Linked DNA regions of Homo sapiens: regions 1 and 3 are each linked to region 2. Evidence: read pairs that join two places in POLR2A ChIA-PET (ENCODE). Cell type or tissue: B cell. All regions are shown on one strand.

Region 1 (2,500 bases), 81 kb before region 2:
TGGGTATAGTGGCTTACATCTATAGTCCCAGATACTCAAGAGGCTGAGGCAGGAGGATCAGTTGAGCCCAGGAGTCTAAGGCTACAGTGAGCTATGATGGTGCCACTGCACTTCAGCCTGGGTGACAGAGCGAGACCCTGTCTCAAAAAAAAAAAAAAAAAAAAAAAAAAAGCTATACAGCCTAAATTGTCTGCTATGGTCTTTCTAGTGCCTCTGTCCAGAAAGCATATCCCACTTGCTCTTATCTCCCATCTTGTACTCTCAAAATGTCAGCTGGAGAGGTACCACCCACAGTACAATATATTAGGAGCAAAAGCTCTTATATTCAGTCAACCTGAATTTGAATACTGACTCCAAAGTTTTTTAACCTAAGTTACTAAAAGAAATGGAGGCCAAAGAAGCTAGCTATAAAACTGAAATAGTACTATATTTACTTTAAAAAGAGAACGAGTGTCTATTTAAAATCCTTCATATAGCCGGGTGTGGTGGCTCACGCCTGTAATTCCCACACTTTGGGAGGCCGAGGCAGGCGGATCACCTGAGGTCAGGAGTTCAAGACCAGCCTGGCCAACATAGCGAAACCCCGTCTCTACTAAAAATACAAAAATTAACCAGTCATAGTGGTAGTCGCCTCTAATACCAGCTACTCGGGAGGCTGAGGCAGGAGAATCGCTTGAATCCAGAGGCAGAGGTTGCAGTAAGCCGAGGTCATGCCACTACTCTCCAACCTGGGCGACACAGTGAGACTCCGTCTAAAAAAAAAAAAAAAAATTCCTTCATATAGGCCAGGCATGATGGCACATGCCTGTAATCCCAGCATTCTAAGAGGCCAAGGCGAGATGACTGCTTGAAGCCAGGAGTTCAAAACCAGCCCGGGCAACATGGAGAGATCTTGCCTCTACAAAAAAATTTTAGAATTATCCAGGTATACTGGCGTTTGCCTGTGGTCCCAGCTGCTTGGGAGGCTGAGACAGGAGAATCACTTGAGAGTCCAGGAAGTCAAAACTGCAGTGAGCCAGGTTTGCATTACTAGTCCACTCTAGGTGACAGAGTGAGACCCTGTCTTCAAAAAAAAAAAAAAATTCCTTCATATAGTGCCTGGCAGAGAGTTTATACTCAATAAATGAGAGCTGTAACATATTTGTTTTTGTTTGTTTGAGACAGGGTCTCACTCTGTTGCCCAGGCTGAAGTGCAGTGGTGCAATCTCAGCTCACTGCAACCTCTGCCTCCCAGGTTCAAGCAATTCTCCTGCCTCAGCCTCCCAAGTAGCTGGGATTACAGGAACTCGCCACCACACCCGCTAATTTTTTTTGTATTTTTAGTAGAGACAGGGTTTCACCATGTTGGCCAGGCTGGTCTCGAATTCCTGACCTCAGGTGATCTGCCCTCCTCAGCCTCCCAAAGTGCTGGGATTACAGGCGTGAGCCACCAAGCCTAGCCACTGCATGTCATTTTTTTTTTTTTTTTTGAGACATAGTCTCACCCTGTCGCCCAGGATGGAGTGCAGTGACGTGATCTTGGCTCACTACAACCTCTGCCTCCTCGGTTCGAACGATTCTCCTGCCTCAGCCGCCCGACTAGCTGGGACTACAGGCATGCACCACCACGCCCAGCTAATTGTTGTATTTTTAGTAGAGACAGGGTTTCACCAGGCTGGTCTGGAACTCCTGATGTCAGGTGATCCACCTGCCTCAGCCTCCCAAAGTGCTGGGATTACAGGTGTGAGCCACTGTGCCCAGCCAGCATGTCATTTTTTAAGATAGTTTCTAGGCCGGGCGCGGTGGCTCACTCCTGTAATCCCAGCACTTTGGGAGGCCAAGGCGGGCAGATTACGGTCAGGAGATCGAGACCATCCTGGCTAACACAGTGAAACCCTGTCTCTACTAAAAATACAAAAAAAATTAGCCGGGCAAGGTGGTGGGCGCCTGTAGTCCCAGCTACTTGGGAGGCTGAAGCAGGAGAATGGCATGAACCCGGGAGGCGGAGCTTGCAGTGAGCAAACACCACTGCACGCCAGCCTGGGCGACAGAGCAAGACTCTGTCTCAAAAAAAAAAAAAAAAAAAAAAGATATTTTCTTTCAGCTCCTATACTTTCTGCACTCTTGTTCATAAAGGTATGCTTAGAACCCTCTTACAAAATTAAAGTATTATACTCATTGGTGGGCTAAAAATATATTTTAGTAAACCTAGGCTTCAACTATAACATAACCAACTGAAACTTGTTTTTTTGGTTGTGTTTTGTTGTTGTTGTTGTTGTTGTTGTTGTTGTTGTTTTTGATAAAGCGTCTCGTTCTGTCACCCAGGCTGGATTGCAGTGGCGCGATCTCAGCTCACTGCAACCTCTGCCTCCTGGGTTCAAACAATTCTCCTGCCTCAGCCTCCCAAGTAGTTGGGATTACAGGCACCCACTGCCACGCCGGGCTAATTTTTGTATTTTTAGTAGAGACAGGGTTTTGCCATGTTGCCCAGGCTGGTCCCAAACTCCTGACCTCAGGGGAT
Region 2 (2,500 bases):
GCTGATGGGCTGAAGAGCAGAATCACAGGGTTTTTGATTGGATAGATACTATCCAGTTCAACCTTCAACCAGGTGCAACCTCCTTGCCAGACAGCCTACTGCTGCAGGGCCCTCACTAATGACTTCATGCCAGGACTGCTCTCATTTTAAGCCTCTTCTTATTTTGAGATAACAATCTTAGCCAGGAGAGGTGGCTCACACCTGTAATCCCTTGGCACTTTGGGAGGCTGAGGTGGGAGGATCGTTTGAGCCCAGAAGTTTCAAGACCATTCTGGACAACATAGTGAGACTCCATCTCCAGAAAAAATTTAAAAAACTAGCCAGGCATGGTGGTGCGCACCTGTAGTCCCAGCTACTCAGGAGGCTGGGGTGGGAGGATTGAGCCCAGGAGGTTGAGGCTGCAAGGAGCTGTGATGGCACCACTGCACTCCAGCCTGGATGACAGAGTGACACCCTGTCTCAAAAACAACAACAATAACAACAAAACCTTTGGGAAAAATGTTTGCTACTCATTCAGCCCACATCCACATCCTCTTGCTTTCCCTTCTACCTGGCAGCCCCTCATGGCCTCTGTCACATTTCTCTTCCTCTTCAGGTAAGCAGACCTAGTTCCTTCCATCTTTCCTCATACAAAGTGGTCCCAGAGCTAGATATCACCCATCAGAAGTGATGTATTTTTCTCTCACAGCTTCCCATGACAGGACTGCCAGGTGAGCAGAACCTCCTCTCCCACTGTTGGAAGAATAACAGAAACCTCAAGGCCCTGATGAGGGTGTCAGACGGGGGAGCACCCACAGAGTGTCAGGCCAAGGCCTTGACCCATAAGAACAGAAGAGGGGGTGAGATACAATTCCAAGGAAGCACTGAAACTTTTCGCTCAGTGGAGACTTGGTTTACCAACCCAGGGGCGTATCAGTCAGCCTGGAAGGCCCCAGAGGGCCTGAGTTTGTTCTCTGAGCAAAGTAATGAACTCTTTCCCTTTGGTGCCACCACCAAGGGCCCAAGCTGCAGCCTGGTAACTTGATAGAGAGTGATATCTTCTCTCTTCCCTGCTCAGCCTTGACAGTGATCCCAGTTCCTATTCAGGGTAAATCGTTCACTTTCACTTCTGCTCAGTGCAGCCTACACGGAGAGAGAAAGCGGGGAGGGGAGGCACCCTGGTGCCTGGTGGCCGTGCATGCTGCGTAGGGAAGGCCGTGGTGTTCTGGAAACATGCAGAGGACATGTCTCCCAGAAGCTGCTCATTTATTCCCTGGTACATGGAGCCAGCTCTGCCTCATCCCTTTCTGGTCTCTGTGGCTAGACCTTATCCTCCCCTGGTTGCCAAATGAAGGAGGGCCTCCTCCTGTCTTCTTCACTGGCTCAGAAACACAGAAAAGATGTCTTGAGAGAACTTAGGGTCTGAGGGAGCTGTGAGAAGCAGAGCTCCTCAGACCGAGCTCACCACCCCCACCCTAGGATGTCTATCCAGGAAAGGGGCTGACCAGTGTGACAAAGGCCTGCCAGGAGGAGCCTGGCTGAGCTACTTTTCTGCCTTCCTACTTGAGACTCAGTTCTGACCTCACACATACATAGAGAATATGTCCTTTCAGACAGGAAATAAGACAAAGTTCTCAGATGAGCACTGAAAGTCCAAACTAGAAAGTTATTTTATCCTGTCCCTGCATATAAGACAGTGAATTAAAACCCAAAGTGCTCTGTGGAGATGAGCAAGGTTGTCCTTGGAGGATGCTCCTCCCAACATGCAGGCCAAATGTGTTCTCTGTGCTGGGTCCCAGCATTGGAGTAGAGGGGGCTGCAGCTCTGGGCAGGTGGTTGAGCAGCTCCACTACAGTAGGTGGGAGTTGCTGGTCTTGTCCTTTAAGGTACTGGCGATGAGGTTCTATTTTCTATGTGCCTGCTGGAGGCCCATCATGGTTTTCAAGTAATTATGCTGGACACAGAGGGAAGAGAAAACAGGAACTTATTAGGAGGGACAGACATAGCAGGGACTCAGACCAGGCCACTCACATTCACCCTATCATTCCTCCTGCAAACATCATGGGTTGTGGACAAGGATTCCTTCTGAGTAGCCCCAATTCTCTGAGAAATAACATCCATTCAAACTCTTTCATTCTTTTATCCTAAAGAAAGTGTGTAAAACTATTTTAAAACAGTCTGGCAGGCATATTTGAAAGGAGGCATATAGGTTTCAAGGGCATTCTTGGGAGTTTCTGATAGGGAATAGGTTCAGAAAGAAAAGAAGAGGGTTCTATCTCCAGAGGAGTTAGGGGCCAGGTATTCAGAAGGGCCCTCTCTTTGCCACTGCAATCAATCAGATGTTCACAAATTATACCTTTTTAATGCATCACTAGGCTCTTAGAAAGCAGGTGAAAACTGTAGGCTGAAACAGAAACAGTGGGCTGTAAGCCAGCAAACGCTAAAACTAGCTTGGAACATGGAATCTTAGGTTCCCCACAAAGTAGGAGTCTGAATTGAAGCTCCCATATTAAACTGGAAT
Region 3 (2,500 bases), 69 kb before region 2:
CCAGGGGGCAGAGGTTGTAGTGAGCCCAGATCACGCCACTGTACCCCAGCCTGGGCAACAAGAGCAAAACTCCATCTCAAAAAAAAAAAAGAAAAGAAAAAAAAAAGAAACTAACACTGTCCTAATTCTTAAATTCTCATAAAACCCTTTGCAGATGATACTACCATGATCCCCACTTTATAGGTAAGGAGTAATTAAGAAACTTGCCTAGGTTCACAAAGCAATTAAGTAAAAGAGATGAGATTCTAAACCAGGAGTTCTGTCTCCAGAGCCCAGGGATTTAACTTTTTTTGTGCCCTATACCATTTTGGCAATCTAATGAAGCTTGTGGATTCCTTCTCAGTCTAATATTTTTTAATGCATAAGATAAAATACATATGATTGCAAAGGAAGACAATTATATTGAGGGGAAAAAAACCAATGTGTCATATTGCTTAGTATGTGCTTCTCAATCTAGTGGATTTTGATATAATGATAAACATATTTCAAGATTCTATAAAAACCACAATACAGTTTGCCTTTGAACAACATGGGCTGGAACTGTCCAGGTCCACTTATACACAGATTTTTTTCAATAAAAGTTACACACCTTGTGCCTGCCTCCAGTTCTACCTCCTCCACCTCTGTCACTCAAGACAGCAAGACTAAAACCCCCTCCTCTTCTTCCTCCTCAGCCTACTCAGTGTGAAGACTACAAGGATGAAGACCTTTATGATGATCCACTTCCACTTAATGAATAATATATTTTCACTTCCTTATGATTTTCTTAATAACATTTTCTTTTCTCTAGCTTACTTTCTTGTAAGAATACAGTATATAATACACATAACATACAACAAAGTATGTGTTAGTAGACTATGTTCTCAGTAAAGTCAACAGTATCCTAGTAGCAGTTAAGTTTTGAGGGAGACAAAAGTTATATGCACATTTTTGACTGTGTTGCAGATTGGTACTTCTAACTCCCATGTTTGATCAAGAGTCACCTGCATATTTTATTATTAAAATATCTGATTTCTACACAAATCACAATTAATACTACTGTAGTTTGTTATTTATATTAGTAATTGAAAGAAATGCTAACTTCTAGTCAGAGGTTACCGAAGAGGTAATTTTCCCAAGTTCACAGATGTCATCCATGTTAAAACCTCAAACTGCACACTAAAACAGTTCTCTTAACACAGGCATTTAAAAAACCAATCAAGCCAAGTGTGGTGGTACACATCTATAGTTCCAGCTACTCAGGAGGCTGAGGTGGGAGAATGGCTTGAGCCCAGGCTGAAGACCAGCCTGGGGAAAATGTAAGATTCCATCTTAAAAAAAAAATAAAAAGACCAATCCTTGGCCCTTCTCTCTTTCTACCAAGGATTCTCTGGTAATCTCATCCAGCTTCATGGCTTGAATAATACCTAAACTGGTGAAAACAAAATTTATCTCCATTCCAGACCTTTCCCCTGAACTTCAGACTTGGTTATCAAATCAACTCAATATCTAACAGGCAATCTCAAACTTACTATGCCTAAAATTGAACTCCTCCTAATCTAGTCCTCAAATTTGCTCCTTTTAGTCATCACTGTCTTTGTTGATGGCAACTTTCTAACGCTGAGACCAGAAACCCTGGAATCATCCTTGGTTCCTCTCTCACATGTCATATTAGTTCCATCTTCAAAACATATCCAGTATCCATCCATTTCTCACTACTCTTATATTACCATCTTGGTACTGGCAGCATCTCTTTTCTGGATTACTAGCTTCCTTACTAGTCTCCAGGCTTCCACTGTTGTTCCCTTTGCAATTCAAATGATCCTTTGAAACTGAAAGCAGACTATGTCACTCTTCTGTTCAAAACTCTTGGCAAAGTTCTTAGAATGGCTTTACAAGACTGTAAAAAAGCTAAACCTCAGCCGAGAGCAGTGGCTCACACCTGTAATCCCAGCACTTTGGGAGGCCAAGGCAGGTGGATCATGAGGTCAGGAGTTCAAGACCAGCGTGGCCAAGAAGGTGAAACCCCATCTCTACCAAAAACACAAAAATTAGCCAGGCACAGTGGCAGGCGCCTGTAATCCCAGCTATTCAGGAGGCTGAAGCAGGAGAATCGCTTAAAGCCAGGGGGCAGAGGTTGCAGTGAGCCGAGATCACACCACTGCACTCCAGCCTGGGGGACAGAGTGAGACTCCATTCCAAAAAAAAAAAAAAGCTAAACCCCATCTCACCCTAACCCAGTTTATTATTACACCTTCTTGCTCATTCCATTCTAGCCATAATGGGCAAAACTCACAGGTCTGCCTCAACACCTTGAAACTATTCCCTCTTATTGAAATGCCTTCACCCCAGTTATTAACATGGCTACTTCTCCTTTAAATCTTTCCTAAATATCACTCTCTCAAGGATACTCACCCAGTATACCTCACTTTAAATTGCAACCTCTTCCTCAACAATTCTGAATCCCCCTTACTCTATTCCACTTTCCAAAGCACTTACCTTTGAACACTCTACATTATTT

What was found. ChIA-PET counts read pairs that join two places held together with the same protein. Peaks named below come from ENCODE experiments on the same cell type or tissue, not always from the same donor. Only the 100,000 strongest peaks of a DNase experiment are listed, where the experiment ranks them.
Region 1: POLR2A ChIA-PET joins it to region 2 with 6 read pairs; 6 of 35 experiments call an interaction of 5 or more read pairs at or near these places.
Region 3: POLR2A ChIA-PET joins it to region 2 with 6 read pairs; 8 of 35 experiments call an interaction of 5 or more read pairs at or near these places.

Annotation. Positions count from the first base shown.
Region 1 is chr3:47,145,872-47,148,371 of GRCh38, forward strand. All of the region lies in intron 1 of SETD2 (SET domain containing 2, histone lysine methyltransferase), which reads right to left. Among named protein-coding and RNA genes, the nearest start is that of SETD2, 17 kb to the right of the region's middle. In B cell, no CTCF peak of the experiment used is centred here; no DNase peak of the experiment used is centred here.
Region 2 is chr3:47,226,770-47,229,269 of GRCh38, forward strand. KIF9 (kinesin family member 9) reads right to left here. Exons shown (of 21, transcript NM_182902.4): 21 at 1,229-1,933. The coding sequence ends at 1,883. The region is part of intron 2 of KIF9-AS1 (KIF9 antisense RNA 1); the gene reads left to right. Among named protein-coding and RNA genes, the nearest start is that of SNORD13J, 23 kb to the right of the region's middle. RefSeq lists an enhancer at 1,182-1,441. In B cell, no CTCF peak of the experiment used is centred here; a DNase peak (open chromatin) is centred at 1,132.
Region 3 is chr3:47,157,796-47,160,295 of GRCh38, forward strand. The region is part of intron 1 of SETD2 (SET domain containing 2, histone lysine methyltransferase); the gene reads right to left. Among named protein-coding and RNA genes, the nearest start is that of SETD2, 5.1 kb to the right of the region's middle. In B cell, no CTCF peak of the experiment used is centred here; no DNase peak of the experiment used is centred here; H3K27ac peaks cover 1,663 bases.